2 separate regions of the Homo sapiens genome follow, and region 2 is linked to region 1. The links are chromatin loops, found by intact Hi-C in ENCODE. Cell type or tissue: endothelial cell of umbilical vein. All regions are shown on one strand. Each heading gives the region's core, and the rest is flanking DNA. Links, peaks and the distances in the headings are about the cores only. Region 1 holds the start of PYDC2-AS1 (PYDC2 antisense RNA 1). Region 2 has its middle 130 kb from the start of OSTN.

Evidence for each region. Peaks named below come from ENCODE experiments on the same cell type or tissue, not always from the same donor. Only the 100,000 strongest peaks of a DNase experiment are listed, where the experiment ranks them.
Region 2: it touches region 1 in a loop (2.1-fold over the local background); 2 of 110 quality-filtered maps call a loop at or near these places.

The regions. Positions count from the first base shown.
Region 1 is chr3:191,420,875-191,429,222 of GRCh38, forward strand. PYDC2-AS1 (PYDC2 antisense RNA 1) reads left to right here and starts at 4,650. Exons shown (of 7, transcript NR_120606.1): 1 at 4,650-4,730. In endothelial cell of umbilical vein, for the core only: no CTCF peak of the experiment used is centred there; no DNase peak of the experiment used is centred there.
Region 2 is chr3:191,060,396-191,068,743 of GRCh38, forward strand. No RefSeq gene overlaps it. Among named protein-coding and RNA genes, the nearest start is that of OSTN, 130 kb to the right of the region's middle. In endothelial cell of umbilical vein, for the core only: no CTCF peak of the experiment used is centred there; no DNase peak of the experiment used is centred there.

The DNA of each region.
Region 1 (8,348 bases), core at 222-8,221:
ACGCTGTTGGAAGTATCATTTTTATGGGCAGTGAGTCCCAGGACATGAAAAGAGGAATTATCATGGAAGCTTGTATTAATATCAAAGAAAACAGATCGGGGAAGGGCAACAATTTCATGATGCTGATCTCCAAGTTAATCCTTGGGTAATCAGGAATTTGTGTAAATTTATAGGCATAGGATTTGGCAATGCTGCTAGGACAAAATGAGAATCCTTTCAAGATAATAAATTTTAAATGTTTTCAGTCCATGCACCATGTGGTTTAAGAGCTTTAGACAGATTTGGATTTAGAATTACGTCCTTGACTTGCCAGCTGTGTGGTTTGGGAAAATTATGTATGGGCTCTGAAACTTAGCTTCTCTATCTTTAAAATGGGAATAATAATATACCATACTTCAACATTTTACAGTGCCCTTTTCAAGGAAAATAGTCAATAAATGATAGCTGCATAATCAAAGGTAAGGAAAAAACCCAGATAGGTTTATTGATAAAAGCCAGAGCATATTCAAACTGCAAAGATGCTCTGAGTTTATTATATATAATAGCCTCACTTGTGGACAAAGCAAGACTGAGAAAGTAGCTGGGAGATGTTCAAGATTATACAGTAGAATTATCAGATTTCCAGCTCTTAGCTGGAATGTATAGCACCATCTTTTTTATTTTTGTTAGACTTTCTGGTATAACTCCTTGGTGTGGACATTCCTTACTTCCCAGTATAAGGAACTCAACACTGCTCAAGAAAATCACTCCATTTTGGGGGGGCTGGGGAGAGGGGAGCAACTGTAAGAGTTAGATTTTTTTCTTTCTGCTGTATAAGTCTATTTTACTTCGTTTCCAATCATTTTGACCTTCGTGTGGCTCTGGCAGTTCTATTTTCTCTTCTGCATGACAGCTCTTCAGCCTTCTGAAAACAGTGACTGTTGCTCCTGAAATTTTACTACTCTGACATAGACATCCCTGGGGTCATCAGTATCTTTTTATGATACAGCCCAGGGCCTTTGCACTTCTGATTGTCTCCTCTTGCCTATTTTAGTCTGTCTTTGTCCCTGCTGAAATCTCACCTCCAGGCATGGTCTGAATGCTACAAAACTGAGTTCAAGCTATTGCTTCCTAAATTTGAACACCGTTCATGCAGTCACAGCCCACATCGATCTTTTATTAAGCTTTCAGTCTATTTTCTCATACACCGTTTTTATGAACATCACCAGAAGTACAGGTGAGTTTTACAATAAAGGGCAGAGCTTGCTCTTTTTCCAGCATTCATTTTGTTAGGTTCGCTTATTGTCTGTGTTTGATGAATTTTTTTTTTTTTTTTTGGATACTGACTTTGGCAAATCGAATTTATGTGCAGATTTGATGAAGACTGGATAAGTTTTCAGTTACTGGTAGCTGCTTCATTTAGAGTCCTGGAAAAATGTCTTCTCAGTCAAAGCCCCTGAGCTTTGCCTCTTCCTGGCACATATGGGAAGATGGGAAGAAGGAGGGCTACATGCAGTCTCTGGCAACATGCCTCTTTGTTATTAGAGATGAGATAAAAACACAGGGCTTGCAAACTCTAGTGCTTGTTACACTGGTCCATGACAGCATTTTCACATCAGAATCAAAAGTATTATTTGTTTTGGGGAAGGATTATTTTTGATTTTCAAATTATGCCCTTTATTCTACTTTGAATTTAAGTTTTTTTTAGTTTATAGGACAAATGTGATAGCGAGAATTTTAGAAACTTGTTTACTTGGGAAAATAACATTTGTCAATCTGTTGATCCACCAAAAAAAAAAAAAATCACGAAAACCTCAATTTTTGGAGATCGCTGGTCTCTAACTTATTAAGATGCATTAAATAAGTTGAGTAAACTATACATGTTTTACTTCTTCTGAATACTAATTTCTACTTAAGAAATAGTCGAGGCTACAAAAAGAAGCAATGGGGAAAGGATTCCCTATTCAATAAATGGTGCTGGGATAACTGGCTAGCCATATGCAGAAGATTGAAACTGGATCTCTTCTTTATGCCACATACAAAAATTAACTCAAGATGTTTTAAAGACTTAAATATAAAACAGCAAACTATAAAAACCGTGGAAGACAGCCTAGGTAATACCATTCAGGACATAGGAACAGGCAAAGATTTCATGACAAAGATGCCAAAAGCAATTGCAACAAAAGCAAAAATTGACAAATAGAATTAAAGAACTTCTGCACAGCAAAGGAAAATATAAACTATAAACAGAGTGAGCAGACAACCTACAGAATGGGAGAAAATTTTTGCAAACTATGCATTCAATAAAGGTCTCATATCCACCATCTCTAAGGAACTGACATTTACAAGGAAAAAATAACTACCCCATTAAAAAGCAGGCAAAGGACATGAACAGACACTTTTCAAAAGAAGACATACATACGGCTAACAATCATCTGAAAAAAAGCTCAAAATCACTGAACATTAGAGAAATACAAATCAAAACCACAATAAGATACCATCTCACACTAGCCAGAATGATGACTGTGAAAAAGTCAAAAAGGAACAGATGCTGGTGAGGCTGCAGAGAAAAAGGAATGCTTATACACTGTTGGGGGGAATATAAATTAGTTGAACCCTTGTAGAAGACAGTGTGGCAATTCCTAAAAGACCTAAAAACAGAAATGCCATTTGACCCAAGAATCCCATTGCTCAGTATATACCCAAAGGAATATAGAATTTGTTCTATTCTAAAGACACATGCACACATATGTTCATTGCAGCACTATTTACAATAGCAAAGAAATGGAATCAGCTTAAATGCCCATCAGTGATAGACTGGATAAAGAAAATGTGGTACATACACACCATGGAATACTACGCAGTCATAAAAAAGAATGAGATCATATCATTTACAGGAATATGGATGGAGCTGGAGGCCATTATCCTTAGCAAACTAACGCAGGAACAGAAAACCAAATATTGCATGTGTGAGCTAAATGATGAGAACATATGGGCAAACACAGGGGAAAAACATACACTGAGCCTTTCAGAGGGTAGAGGGTGGGAGGAGGGACTGGATCAGAACAAATAACTAATGGGTACTAGGCTTAATACCTGAGTAATGAAATAATCTGTTCAACAAACTCCCATGACACAAATTTATCTACGTAACAAACCTGCACATGTTCCCCTGAACTTAACATGAAAGTTAACAAAAAAAAAAGAAATAGTCGATAAATTAGAACTCACTGTGTGTTTGGACTGAATAGCATTACCAAGACAGTAGTTGCAATGCTCACAACTCCTCTGCGAGGTAGGGAAGGCTGCACGTCTCACTGTACAGAGAAGGAAGCTATTGAGTGGCAGGGCCAATGTGGCATAGTGGGCTTGGTTTCCAACGAGCACGTGTGATTGCCTCTGGAGCTTTTAGATCAAGTTATTTAAATATAGCTAGCATAGTCATGAAATAGAAGGGTACATTAAATAGAAAGTGGGGTAGTAGGTAAAGCTTCTGTGTAGCCTTGCAGAAGTCAGATCAATTCTCTTGGCCTTAGTTTACTCAACTATTAGACTCTGTTTAGTGAAGCCCATTTCCAGCTATGAAAATCAAGTTTTTTGCCATGTCGATAGAATGCAATAGGAAAGAACAAAGGAATAACAAGTATGTAAAATTAAAAAAAGAAATGCGGTTAAGGGCTCTCTCTCTTTCTCTCTTGTAGGTGTGGGTGTGTGTTGGCGGGTGTCCCCTAATGGAAATATGAGGTAACTGTAGGGACAAATTATAGGAAATAGAAAATACATGGCAGAAAATACATGTCCGTATATTGATACAGACAATGAAATTGGTTGCTTTTTGTTTATGGTATTGGTGGGAAAATGACCCCCTCATTAATCAGATGGGACCAGGTGGCATGAAGAAACCCTGGGTTATCTTGGTAAATGCCTAATCTTTCCTCTCTTCCTCTATCCTGTTCTACTCTATTTTGATGGACATGTTCAGCACTTTTTGATCTATAGCAATTAAAAGAGAGCTTTTGCTGATGGAAGCTTGTCAGGCCTTTGAATCTGACACCAGGACCAGAGGGAGAGCTGCATCTGCCGTGGGAGTCTGGGCTGTCAGGTGATGACAGGGGCTTGCCCTTCCAAGGGGAGATCGCCTTTGGCAGGAGTAAGTGCTTTCACCCAGAGGCAGCCCTGCTAGTGAGATGAGAGCAGTGTGCACTGAGTTAGCAAAGTCAAAGGAGCGAGCTGGCAAATAGAATCACATCACATCTGCCAGAGAAAGTGATCAAAAGCAACAGGACCCAGGCAGCTGGCAAAAGGTGACCCCTGGATACTGGGCTGCTTCAAAAACACAGCTGATCCCAAAGATTGTGACAAGTGAATGAATGTGCTCACTATAAGTCTCTGCCAAGTTAAATAATACAGCTCTCTCTCCTTCCTTCCCTCTCTTTTTCTCTTTCTTCACTTTTTAAAAATCCATTCTATCTAGTTTACTACTGATATGGTTTGGCTGTGTCTCCACTCAAATAGCATTTTGAATTGTAACTCCCACAATTCCCACATGTTGCCGGAGGAACCTGGTGGGAGGTGATTGAATCATCGGGCGGGTCCCGTGCTGTTCTCGTGATAGTGAATAAGTCTCACGAGATCTGATGGTTTTAAAAATGGGAGCTTCCCTGCAGACGCTTTCTTCTCGTCTGTCGCCATGTGAGATGTACCTTTCACTTTCCTCCATGATTGTGAGGCCTCCTTAGCCACATGGAACTGTAAGTCCAATAAACCTGTTTCTTTTGTAAACTGCCCAGTCTCGGGTATGTCTTTATCAGCAGTGTGAAAACAGACTAATACAACGACTTACAGATTATGAAGAAATAATGTTTTGTACAAGGTGTATACTTTTGGATTTTGGGTGTTCTGATTAGACCCCATTGATTTCTTGGGAACACTGCCCCTACTAATCTGAATGCTTCTGCAAGCAATAGACTATACTTAATTGTCTTTTGTCTCCCATCGGTTGAGAGCCACATGTTTAAATGAAATGAAAAACTGTTTCATTTCAAATTCAAAAACAGTGTATTTTGCTAAAAGCCATGCCTAAGGAAGAAAAGTAGGTTATTTATTTCTGTATATAGAAGGAATATTTTAATCTCCTGATTTATGGTTCCTCGGCCACAGTCTTTGTTTGTTCTTTCATTTAGCCTTCAACTTTATGAAGAGAAGAGGTCATTTTCTCTTGAAATTTAGTTTTCCATTTTCTTTATAATCAGATGGTAACTATTTCAGATGCACTCTCAGCAGGAAAACATTGAACATTTTTAAATAAATACATTTACTGCAACTAAACCAGCCATAGCATGTCTGCTCATTAAGGTTTGAATTTTGTTAAATGTTTGCTAAAAACATATCTTTATGTCCTAGAAAACCAATTCACTATTCCATTGCAGATATATACATCGAGGAAACTGAGGCCCCAAATGATCATAGGATCTGCCTCATGTCACCCAGTTTATTAATGGCAGAGATAGTTCTTGAACTATTTATCCTTGACTCCCACCCTTGTACTCTTTCCAGCCTGCTTGTGCCACCTCCCTCTCCAAGTAAAAATCTATTATCCAGTGAGACTCAATCAATGATTGCTACATTCTTGTTATTCAGAGTGTGGTCTGGGAACTAGCATCATGGACAAACCCTGGCAGCATGTTAAAATGCCGAATCTTAGACTCCACCCCAGACCCATGGAATCAAAATCTGCATTTTTAACTCAATTCCCAGAAGATGTGCAGATTGAATTGTATGATAAACCTAAGAACCTAAGTTCTCAGGTGAAAGTTTTTAATTGAATAATATATTTCATTAGGTTTTATAGGATTGTAAAACATCTTATGCATATTTTTATTTTAACTGTTAAGGCTGTTAATTATTCTTTAATTTAGCTTGTTAAATGACAGAAGTTTAGCACCATCCATTTATTTAAGTGCAAAAGTAAGAGTGATCTCTAACCTTAGGCTGGCTATTAGAGAAAGTAAGACCTTTGGGGGCTGACATTCAAGGCCTTTCGTAGTTTGGCGTATAATAGGGGGCTGTGATGGTGTAAACAGATTGCTAAATGTGAAATGGACAGTTGTTAAACTGGACTATCCCTTTTCACTGAGAAATACACAATGCATTACAAACTCAATCTTAAAACATTCTTTGCAAACATAAGTTGAAGGCAGGACATTTTCTTGTCCTCTTCCTTATAAGTGAATAGCAGTGGTAGGAGATGGTCTGCCATCACAAACTTAAACCATTTAATTCCTGCTTTGGAATGGAGGAGCACAGGCTTTGCCTTTGCACACTTCATTTTCATTCATCTCTTATTTTCCCCTCCTCTCCATCTGTATGGTCTGTGCCTTGTCCTCTTGTGTCTCACTGTTCCAGAAATGTATTAAACAGTCTTGTTCTTCCAAATCATTTTCTGTGATGCCAACAGAAATGCCTTTAAAAAACAAAACAAAACAAAATCTGATAATCTGAGCTTAAAACTTCCAATGTCTTCTATTCTTATAAGATTAAGTAGAAACTTCTTAATAGACCTACATCTTAATGTCCACTATGATTTGGCTCTGACCCAATTTACTAATGCAATGTGTTATCCTTGCTTGTGCTCTGGATAAGAAAAAGAACATTCCTGGTCTATAAAAGGCATTATAGAAAAAATGGGAGAAATTTGAATTTATTCTGTAACTTTGATCTGTGTATCACAAGAAGTATTGCATCAATGTCAAGTAATTTTACTAATTTTATTAATTGTAATGTTTATGTAAAAGAACATCCTTCATTTTAGAAAATTACACTCAAGTGTTTAGAGCGTAATTCTGTTTGCAGCTTTCTCTTTAGAAAGTATTATACGTATATATATGTATTTATGTACACATGTATACATAGTCTGTGGAGAGAAGGAGTCATATGAGAGGGAAAGAGAGAAAGTATGCATGGGAATGCTGAACACATGCAGTAACATGTTAACATTCAGAAATTTAAGACTTTTAGGATTTCTTTGTGCTATTACTACAACTATTCTGAGTCTAAAATTTCAAAATAAAAAGCGGAAAAAAAATAAATTTTTATCAGCTTGTCATGTGGATCATCCTGCTGCCATTACATTTCTGTTATAAGATAGTAATCCACAAAATAGCTTATTGACTTATTTTTTAATGGAATGAATCTTATGAAACAATAGGCTTACTATGATTCAAGTTATATATGTTATATACACCTATCTATTTTAGTATAGAAAATACACTAAACGGTAAATATACAAATGTTAAGGATAGTTGTCCTTTGGCAGTGGGATGATGGATGATTTTAACTTATATTTTCTTTTGCTTATCTGTTTTTTCATAATTTATTCAAATGACTTTTTAAAAATTAGAAAATAAAATTATTCACGCAAATTATTTGTTAAACTTTATTTCATTTTGTTTTGAAATTAAAATTACAAGTAATGTATTTGCATCTTACTTTGCAAAATATTAGTGTCTATTTTAACATTGCTTAATCAGCAATTAAATGATTTCTCTAATATTTTGTTTTTCTTAGTTGTTGACAGAGATAAACAATTGAAAAAAATATTGCTTTTTCCTCAACCATTAGTCAATAGTTGTCATCTACTTTAACACTTGAATTTTTACTGTAGCTGCTAGAAATGGACACACTGAGTGGTTTGGATAAATATATATACCTTTGTCATGAACCCACTGGCAAAAGTATTATTAAGTGCCAAAGAGAACAGAAGTCAGGTACAGAGAAAACCTAAAGAGATAAACACCCTATATGTTATTTCTATTTAAGGGACAAAAGTAGTTATATGTTTGTTCAGTGACTAATTCGTTGCCTAAATAATTGCATTTTGGCCACACCAGGACACTCATTGCTTATCAAAAGGTGATTTGCTAATTAGTAGTTTTCACCTAAAAACAATGAAGAACAGAAAATTGAAAAAGGAAAGCTAAACTCTTTCTTAGGGTTTGACTTTGTCCTCTTCCATCATCAGTCTTGGGAGAAAGACTCTGTACTTTTGGAAATTAATAATACTTTTTTTCTTATTTTTTTCCCTACTTAAAAACCACAAATACTGAATCTAAATTAGAAACTTTGTAATTCCAGTGCAAAAGGTAACTCATTTATGTTTTTCTCAAGCAACACACACACACACACGCAGATGTACATGGACACTCACATGTACATATTTATTTTACTAAAATGGGATTCATATTATTTTGAAACACACCCTTTAAAATTGATATATTGTAAATACCATTCCCTCTAAGTGTTGTTCCACTACAATTTTACCATAAACAGCTGAAGTTAATTTACATTTATTTGATATTTATAGCTTTCCA
Region 2 (8,348 bases), core at 95-8,094, 360 kb before region 1:
CAGAGGAGGAGGCACTACTTCCAAATTCCTTGTGTGAGGCCAGCATTATCATGACACCAAAACCAGACAAAGACACATCAAAAAGAGAAAACTACAACTCAATATCCCTGATTAACATTGATGCAAAAAAAACTCTCAACAAAATACCAGCAAACCAAATTCAACAGCATATTAAAAAGATTACTAATGATGACCAAGTGAAATTTATCCCTGGGATGCAAAGGTGTTTCATCATGTACAAATCAATCAACATGATACATCATATCAACAGAATAAAGGACGAAGAGCATATGATTGTTTCAATTAATGCTGAAAAACATTTGATAAAATTTGATATTTCTTCTTGGTAAAAACCTTCAAAAACTAGGTATAAAAGGAACATACATCAACATAATAAAAGCTGTATACAAAGGACCCACAGCTAATATCATACTGAATGGGGAAAAACTGAAAACCTTTCCTCTTTGGAACATAAAAATGCCCACTTTCACTGTTATTCAACATAGTACTGGAAGTCCTAGCTACAGCAATTAGACAAGAGAAAGTAATAAAGCGTCATCCAAATTGAAAAGGAAGAAGTAAAATTATCCTTGTTTGCAGAAGATATAATCTTGTATTTGGGAAAACCTAAAGACTCCACCAAAAAAATCTATTAGAATTAATAATAAACAAGTTCAGTAAAATTTTAGGATGCAAAATCAGCATACAAAAATCTGTAGCATTTCTATGTAAAGATGAACTATCTGAAAAATACATCAAGAATGTAATCCCATTTACATTAGATAGAAACAAACTAAGATAACTAGAAATTAACTAAAGAAGTAAAAGATTACTGTAATGAAAACTATTAATGAAAGAAATTGAAGAGGACATCAACAAATGGACAGATATTCAATGTTCATGGATTGGAAGAATCAATATTGTTAGCATGTTCATACTTCCTAAAGCAATCTACAGATTCAATGCAATCCCTATCAAAATACCCATGACATTCTTCACAGAAATAGAAAAAAAAATCCTAAAAATTATATGAAAGCTCAAAAGACCCAAAATAGCCAAAGCTATTCTTAGCAGAAAGAACAAAATTGGAAGAATCACATTACCTGACTTCAGATTACACCACAAAGCTATAGTAACCAAAACGATGTTGTAGTGGCATAAAAACAGACAGAAATATGGAACAGAATAGAGAACACAGAAATAAATTTATACATCCACAGTTAACTCTTTTTCAACAAAGTTACCAAGAATAAACACTGGAGAAACAACAGTCTCTTCAATAAATGGTGTCAGGAAAATTGGATGTCCATACACAGAAGAATGAAAGTAGACTTCTATCTCATGTCATATAAAAAATAAAATTAAAATAGATTAAAGACTTAAAAGTAAGACCTCATACTACGAAACTACTAAAAGGAAACATTGGAGAAACTCTGCAGGACATGGAATGGGGCAAAGATTTCTTGAGTAATATCCTATAAACATAGGCAACCAAAGCAAAAATGCACAAATAGGATTACATCAAGTTAAGAAGCTTCTGCACAGTGAATGAAAAAATCAACAAAGTAAAGATAACCCACAGAGTGGGAGAAAATATTTGCAAACTACCTGTCAAGGGATTAATAACCATAATATATAAGGAGCTCAAACAACTCTATAGGAAAAAGTCTAATAATTTAACTTAAAAATGTGTAAAATATATGAATAGATATTTCTCAAAAGAAGACATACAAATGGCAAACAGGCATACGAAGAGGTGCTCAACATAATTGATTATCAGAGGAAGGCAAATGAAAACTAGAATGAGACAGCATCTCACCCCAGTTAAAATGGCTTATATCCCAAAGACAGGCAATCACAAATGGTGGTAAGGATGTGAAGGAAAGGGAAACATCGTACACTGTTGGTGGTGACGTAACTTATTATAGCCACTATGAAGGACATTTTGGAAGTTCCTCAAAAAACTAAAAATAGAGCTACCATGTGATCTGGCAATCCCACTGCTGGGTATATACCCAAAAAGAATGGAAATCAGTATATCAAAGAGATATCTGGATTCCCATGTTTATGACAGCAGTGTCTACAATAGCCAATATTTGGAAGCAACGTAAGTGTCCATTAGCAGAGGAGTGCACAGAAAAAATGTAGTATACAAAATAATGAGATCCTGTCATTTGTAATAACATGGTTGGAGCTGGAGGTCACTATGTTAAGCGAAATAAGCCAGGCACAGAAAGTCATATTTCATATGTTCTCATTTATTTGTGAGAGCTGTTTTTTTTTTAATGGAACTCCTGGAGATAGAGAGTAGAACAATATTTACCAGAAGCTGGGAAGGGTTGTTGGGGGAAGGAGGAGAGTTAATGGGCACAAAAATGTAGTTAGAATAAATATGATCTAGTATTTGATAGCACAACAGGGTGACTATGGTCAACAATAATTTATTGAACATTTCAAAATAACAAAAAAGAGTACAGGGGCTTGTTTGTAACACAAAGAAAGGATAAATGCATGAATTGATGGATACCCCATTTATCCTGATGTGATTATTATGCATTGTATGCCTGTATCAAAATATCTCATATACCCGATAAATATATATATACCTACTATGTACCCACAAAAATTAAATACTAAAAAAAATTATATGTATATTCTGATTGATAAAGCTTGCTAAGATTTTCCAGGGTGAGAGATTTTGCTTTTACTTTTAAAAAAATTTTGACCAGATATTTTCTTTGTAAGAAAACTATTACTTAAATATCACACATATATTATTTTATTGTATATAATAAACTTTTTATTTTCTGCAATTACCTTAAAATAAAAAGTATGCCTTTTATTGCAAATAAGAGAGAATACAATGAAAATAAGTTTCATGGCAAATCGGTGAGATTTTCCCTACTTGATCTCTGCTTTCATGCTTTATAATTTGCACAGAATCCTAAGAACAATGATAGCTAAATGCTTATTCTTGTTCCATTTTTCTTCTTTATTCCTCTACTTGGAACTTTTAAATATACAGAATGACTTTTATAATCCTGTAGAGAAGATGGTTCACTATTTATAGCAATCTCAGTTATCACAAGGAAAGTACTATATGCTTTGCCCTGCAAATGTGCATAACAAATTTCCTATAATGTTAATATCATGGTCTTTGAGTGAAAAATTCATTCTTGCTTAGGGTTTATATTTTTCCACATAAGGAGGCACTCTTTCCTCTGCCAAGACAAAATGTGGCATGGAACGAATTCAAAGAAAATAACCTTTCCTAACACATTAATATTTTTGAATAAAAGGGATGAATAAAATGTAAAAATAGATATGGATCAAAAATAAGAATATGAAAAATAGTCATTTATTTCTATTCTCCAATTTGACTTTTCAAGCACTAGAGTTACCCTTTTTAAAGTTTTACTAACACTTTCAACCATGAATTCAACAATTTATTTACTTAAGATGAGGAATCATAAATATAGAAATCAAAATTTTGATCATAAACATTTAAATGTATATATTATCATCTCTTCCATTTATTCACTTGTTAATTTTTTATTTTATGTTTACTATCTGCAGGCATATGCTAGGTGTTTGCAACACATTGTTGAACAAAAGCCATGTGGTACCTGCCTGCTTTGAACTTCTATTTGCTCATAGGTTTTAAATCTTCATGAGGTCACAGATCTTTGGCCTACGCATTTTAGTTCCCCTCATGTCCAGCACAGGACTCTCAATTTATCTTATCTATTTCTTTCTTCACTCTTTTTTCAAAGAAATTTTCTTCTTTTTTTGAGGAGATCATTATCTACCTTGATGACGGAAACTTGTGTGTTTTGTGTGCCTCTGCAAAGTCAGTATTAGAATAATGTCAAGGACAATCAATCCAGGCATATACTGGGCACTCAATAAATGCTTATTAAATAAATAGATGGATAAATGTAGTTCTTATTTTAAAAATATTATTGCTCACCCCTGTAATCCCAGCACTTTGGGAGGCCAAGGCGGGTGGATCATGAGGTCAAGAGTTTAAGACCATCCAGGTCAACATGGTGAAACCTTGTCTCTATTAAAAATACAAAAATTAGCTGTGCATGGTGGCACGCGTCTGTTGTCCCAGCTACTCAAGAGGCTGAGGCAGGAGAATCGCTTGAACCCGGGAGGCGGAGTTTGTAGTGAGCTGAGATAGCACCACTGTACTCCAGCCTGTGACACAGCAAGAACAGTCAAAAAAATAAATTAATTAATTAAAAAAAAAAACACCTCAGAAGTATTTGGTATCAAAATGCAAAATATGATACCCCCATTCAAAATAAAAATAATTGTAAATAATCTGCAACACGGGTTAGATTGTTTTGAGTATGTATTAGTGGAAATTCTAAGAAAAAGACTCGTAGCAAAAATAAACCCAAAAAATCTTTTTGCCATCAGTTATTTTATAAATTTTAAAATGAAAGGAATAGGAACATTCTTTCAATCTAATCAGAGTCAGTGATTTTTAAAGTCCTGTATGATCTTCATACCATATCCTTAATGTTATGAAACTTTTTACTTTTGATTCATATTTATTAAGCACTTATGGTATACAGGCAATTATATATTCCATCATTAATATAATAATCCCATTATAACCTGTATCTCTATAAAGTCTATACCTCACTCTGCTTTGAATTGGAATCATGTGTCTATATCCCTCATTAGATTTTAATGACTTTTAAAGATTGCACCCATGTATTTTTCTTAAATGAGCCTACTTAAATATTTAAGAAATTTTAGAGAAAATTTTGGTCACTCTCTTTCTTTTGTATATCCAGAAAACTGAAAAAAAATGTAGCATCAAAAGTGGCAGACACTGCCTACAAAGATACCGTTTTACATTTCAGAACTCTGACTACCCCCGCCCTACTTATTGAACAACAATATGCTCAGGAATGATGAGTCCTCTACTGCCTCAAGAGGGTGATTTAAGTCTAAACCAATCAGTGTAACTCCATGTCTTTTGCTGGTGATTCATTTAGGCATATGCAAAAGTCATAGTCCTGGACAAATATATGAAACTGTTCTTTCTCAGATATGAAACCATTCTTTCTCTCTCTCCTTCCCTCTCTTGCTATCCCTCTCCTGCTCTCTGGCCTCACTGAGCTACTAAATTAACAAACAGCTTTATCTCTATGTGTGTTGTTACGTAAGAATATAAATTCATTTGTCTCATGCCAATGGAGTTGAGTTCTTTGTCATTCACAGACAAAAGCGTCCTGACTGAAATAGAATTTAGCTGATAGAGCAGAAGTGTATCGTTTGTTGCATAAGATATAGCTGCCTTATGATAGCTAGGGAAATAATTTTACTGTTTCCGAAGGTTATATGTTGAATTTGAACAATAAAGAAGATGTCTAGAGTAGACTATTTTCTACCCAAAATCACATCTTCTTTTCTATATCTAGGGAATCTTTCCCCTTATAAAGGGAAGCAAAAAGAAAAAATCCAAATACTGATTTCCTTGTCCTCCTTTCTTAAACGGATGAAAGTATAGGCACATAAACTTGTATATTGTTTCAAGTGTGGATTCAGGAACTAGCTATGTAGAAGAGAGAAGAAAATCATGCTGGCAAGGGAGGCTTTCAGGTAACAGTAAACCCAGTGTCCAGTATGGATGGCATTAATGGTACAATCCTAGTATTATCATGAGAATCATTCTGTGATATGGTTTCAGGCTTGTTTTGGCTTCATAGGCTCTAACATTAGATCTTGTGTCTTCTTGGAGATATAGAATATCCTTGTTTTCATATCCTTTCTCAGATTAAATTAGTCATATATAATTTTGTTGCTTGCAAAGAAAAGCTTTGACTAAAGTATTAATTTCTGAGAGCCTCATAGGAAATTATTCACAGAACTCAGATGCTCAGATGAGAACCTGGTTTCTGGTTTAATTTAATTGAATGTAGAGATCAAACAAAAAACAAAAAAGGAACAATGCAAGCATTTAAAAAACTGACTCTGTAAAAGAAAGACAAATCATGCACACTAGCACCCTACCAAAGCAATGCAATATTGTAAGTGTGTCAGAGGAGGAGTATGGGCAGTGGTAGGCCAAGGTTCTGAGTAGAAATCACATCTCTGAGACTATTTGAGATGGTTTTCAGACTGAATTGAAATGTTTCTTGGAACACGTTTTAAGATGTCTGATTTCACAGGTTTTAGTATGGTTAAGATAACCATTATGAAGTAATCAATTAAATCCAAGCAAAGGTAGATTTATAGTGGCTAGACTGAGAGATCAGAGTACTTTATAACCCCAAATTGTGAAAATTATAATTTTGCCTTTCTTTTTAGGTTATCCCATCTCCAACTCATACCTACAACTCCTGGAATACCAGGAGTTTAAACCTTGGAATTATTCACTAGAATGAATCATTATAGTGTTTACAAGGCACAGTGACTAATAAACTCAGCACAGTTTTCCTGTTAGTCATTTTAAAACTTTCTTAACAAGATGTTCTTTGAGGTACCTGTGTTAAAACATTGTAACGCCTGGGAAACCATGCACTCTCCCATGAAAGGGAACTCAAAACCAGAACATCACAGTAAAATTTGACATCTTAAAATGAACCCTGCCATAGGCTGATAGTTTAGAATCATACAATTTCAGAATTGGAAAGTAACTTGATCTTCTGGTCTGTTGGTTCTAATGACTTGCTATATATCTAAATCACTTTTGCAGCTTGAAAAATTCTAGACCTCAACTCAGTTAATGTCACCAGATTTAGGAAGCACTAACCCACCTAGATAGCTCCAACTACACAGCCTTCAGAATTACCAAGACACATTGTGGATAAAAAACCGATTTATTGATTATCTTAAAATATATGGGGGAATCATTTTTAATAATTACCTCTTCCCTATTTTGATGAGTTTATAAGAAATGACCCAAACAAAAGGAGGGCAAACAGCTGTAAAGTTGGAAAAACATAGAACATCCAAACGTTCTTTTGTTTTCAACGAAATAATAAGAACAGCCAACTCTAGCATTTAAATCTTTCTCATATGCAAAATACATTTACGATCCTGAGAAAACAAACTGTGAAAATTGAGAATAAGACATCTAAGCTACCTTCTGCTGTTCTGGAAAAAATAATGTCACATTACTGTATTGGGCAGAATTTGTTGTGAAAAACAACATAAGACTCCATGTGAATTACAAAATTTTTCTCAGCAAAAGAAAAATTAATCAAGATAGAAGGGAAAGAATATGGTAAAAATGCCAGTCACACCCTTGCTGTCTATATGAAGAGCCTTCTCTCTGTTATTATTAATTTAATTTGCTGTTTCATTTGTTAAATTGTATTCAGGCATTTTATATGGCACTGATTTCCAAGGCTTCATGTTAGATACCTGTCCAACTACTAGGGTAGAGCAGCACCTGATATACTCCTTAAATTTCAATGCATTTCTTTTCAGAAGGGAATTAGTGGCCAAATCCTAACCTGGTTTTTGCCCTACATATTCATTATTCAGGTTGAATTTCCCAAATATAAAATTTGGAGTAGGATGGTAAAAGATAAAATTGTCCAAAGACTCCCTAAAGTTTTTAAGTCCATTTACTATTCTAAATTCATTAATGTGAATGGATAGAAAAAATGATTCCTTTTGAACATACGTATACAATAGCTACTGAGTCTTCTGAGTGGACAGAACTAAGATGCCTTTACAAGACAGAGGCTTTTCCTAAAGACACAGAAAACATTATCAAGCAGTGTCCTCAGAAATTGTCTTTGCTGTCTGACCAACTCTGCTGCATCAATTCCAGTTCAGAAGAATGAGTTTTATCAGTTTTAAATGGAATTGAAAAGCATAGATGACATACAAATAGAATGGAACAACTATTCGTTGAGTCCTGCAATTTACCCAGAATACCCAGAGGCTCCTAGGAATTAGCTGGTAGGATACAGGCCAACATTTTTAACATGGCCTATGTAATCAGTCCCTGCCTGCCTGTCCTTTAGACATTATCTTGGATCCTACCCCCTTGCTCTCTCAACTTGGGCAACAGTGGCATGTTTATCCTTTCTCAGAGTCCTCTCAGCATAAACCTCTGCACATTATTATCTGTGTAGTATGGTCTTCTCCACTACTTCATGTCACCAGTTAATTTTTAATTTTCCATAAGATATCATCAGCTCAGGTTTTTTTCTTTTTATAACCAGGTTGGATTTATCTATTAGATGCTTTAATCATGCTTTAGCCTTTGCTTCACTTACCACGGTTGTAATTTTGCACGTGCTTTTGGCAGTTATTTCAGTAATATTTGTCTCCTTCATTAGATTTTAATCTTTGTGAGGGCAAGTCCATGT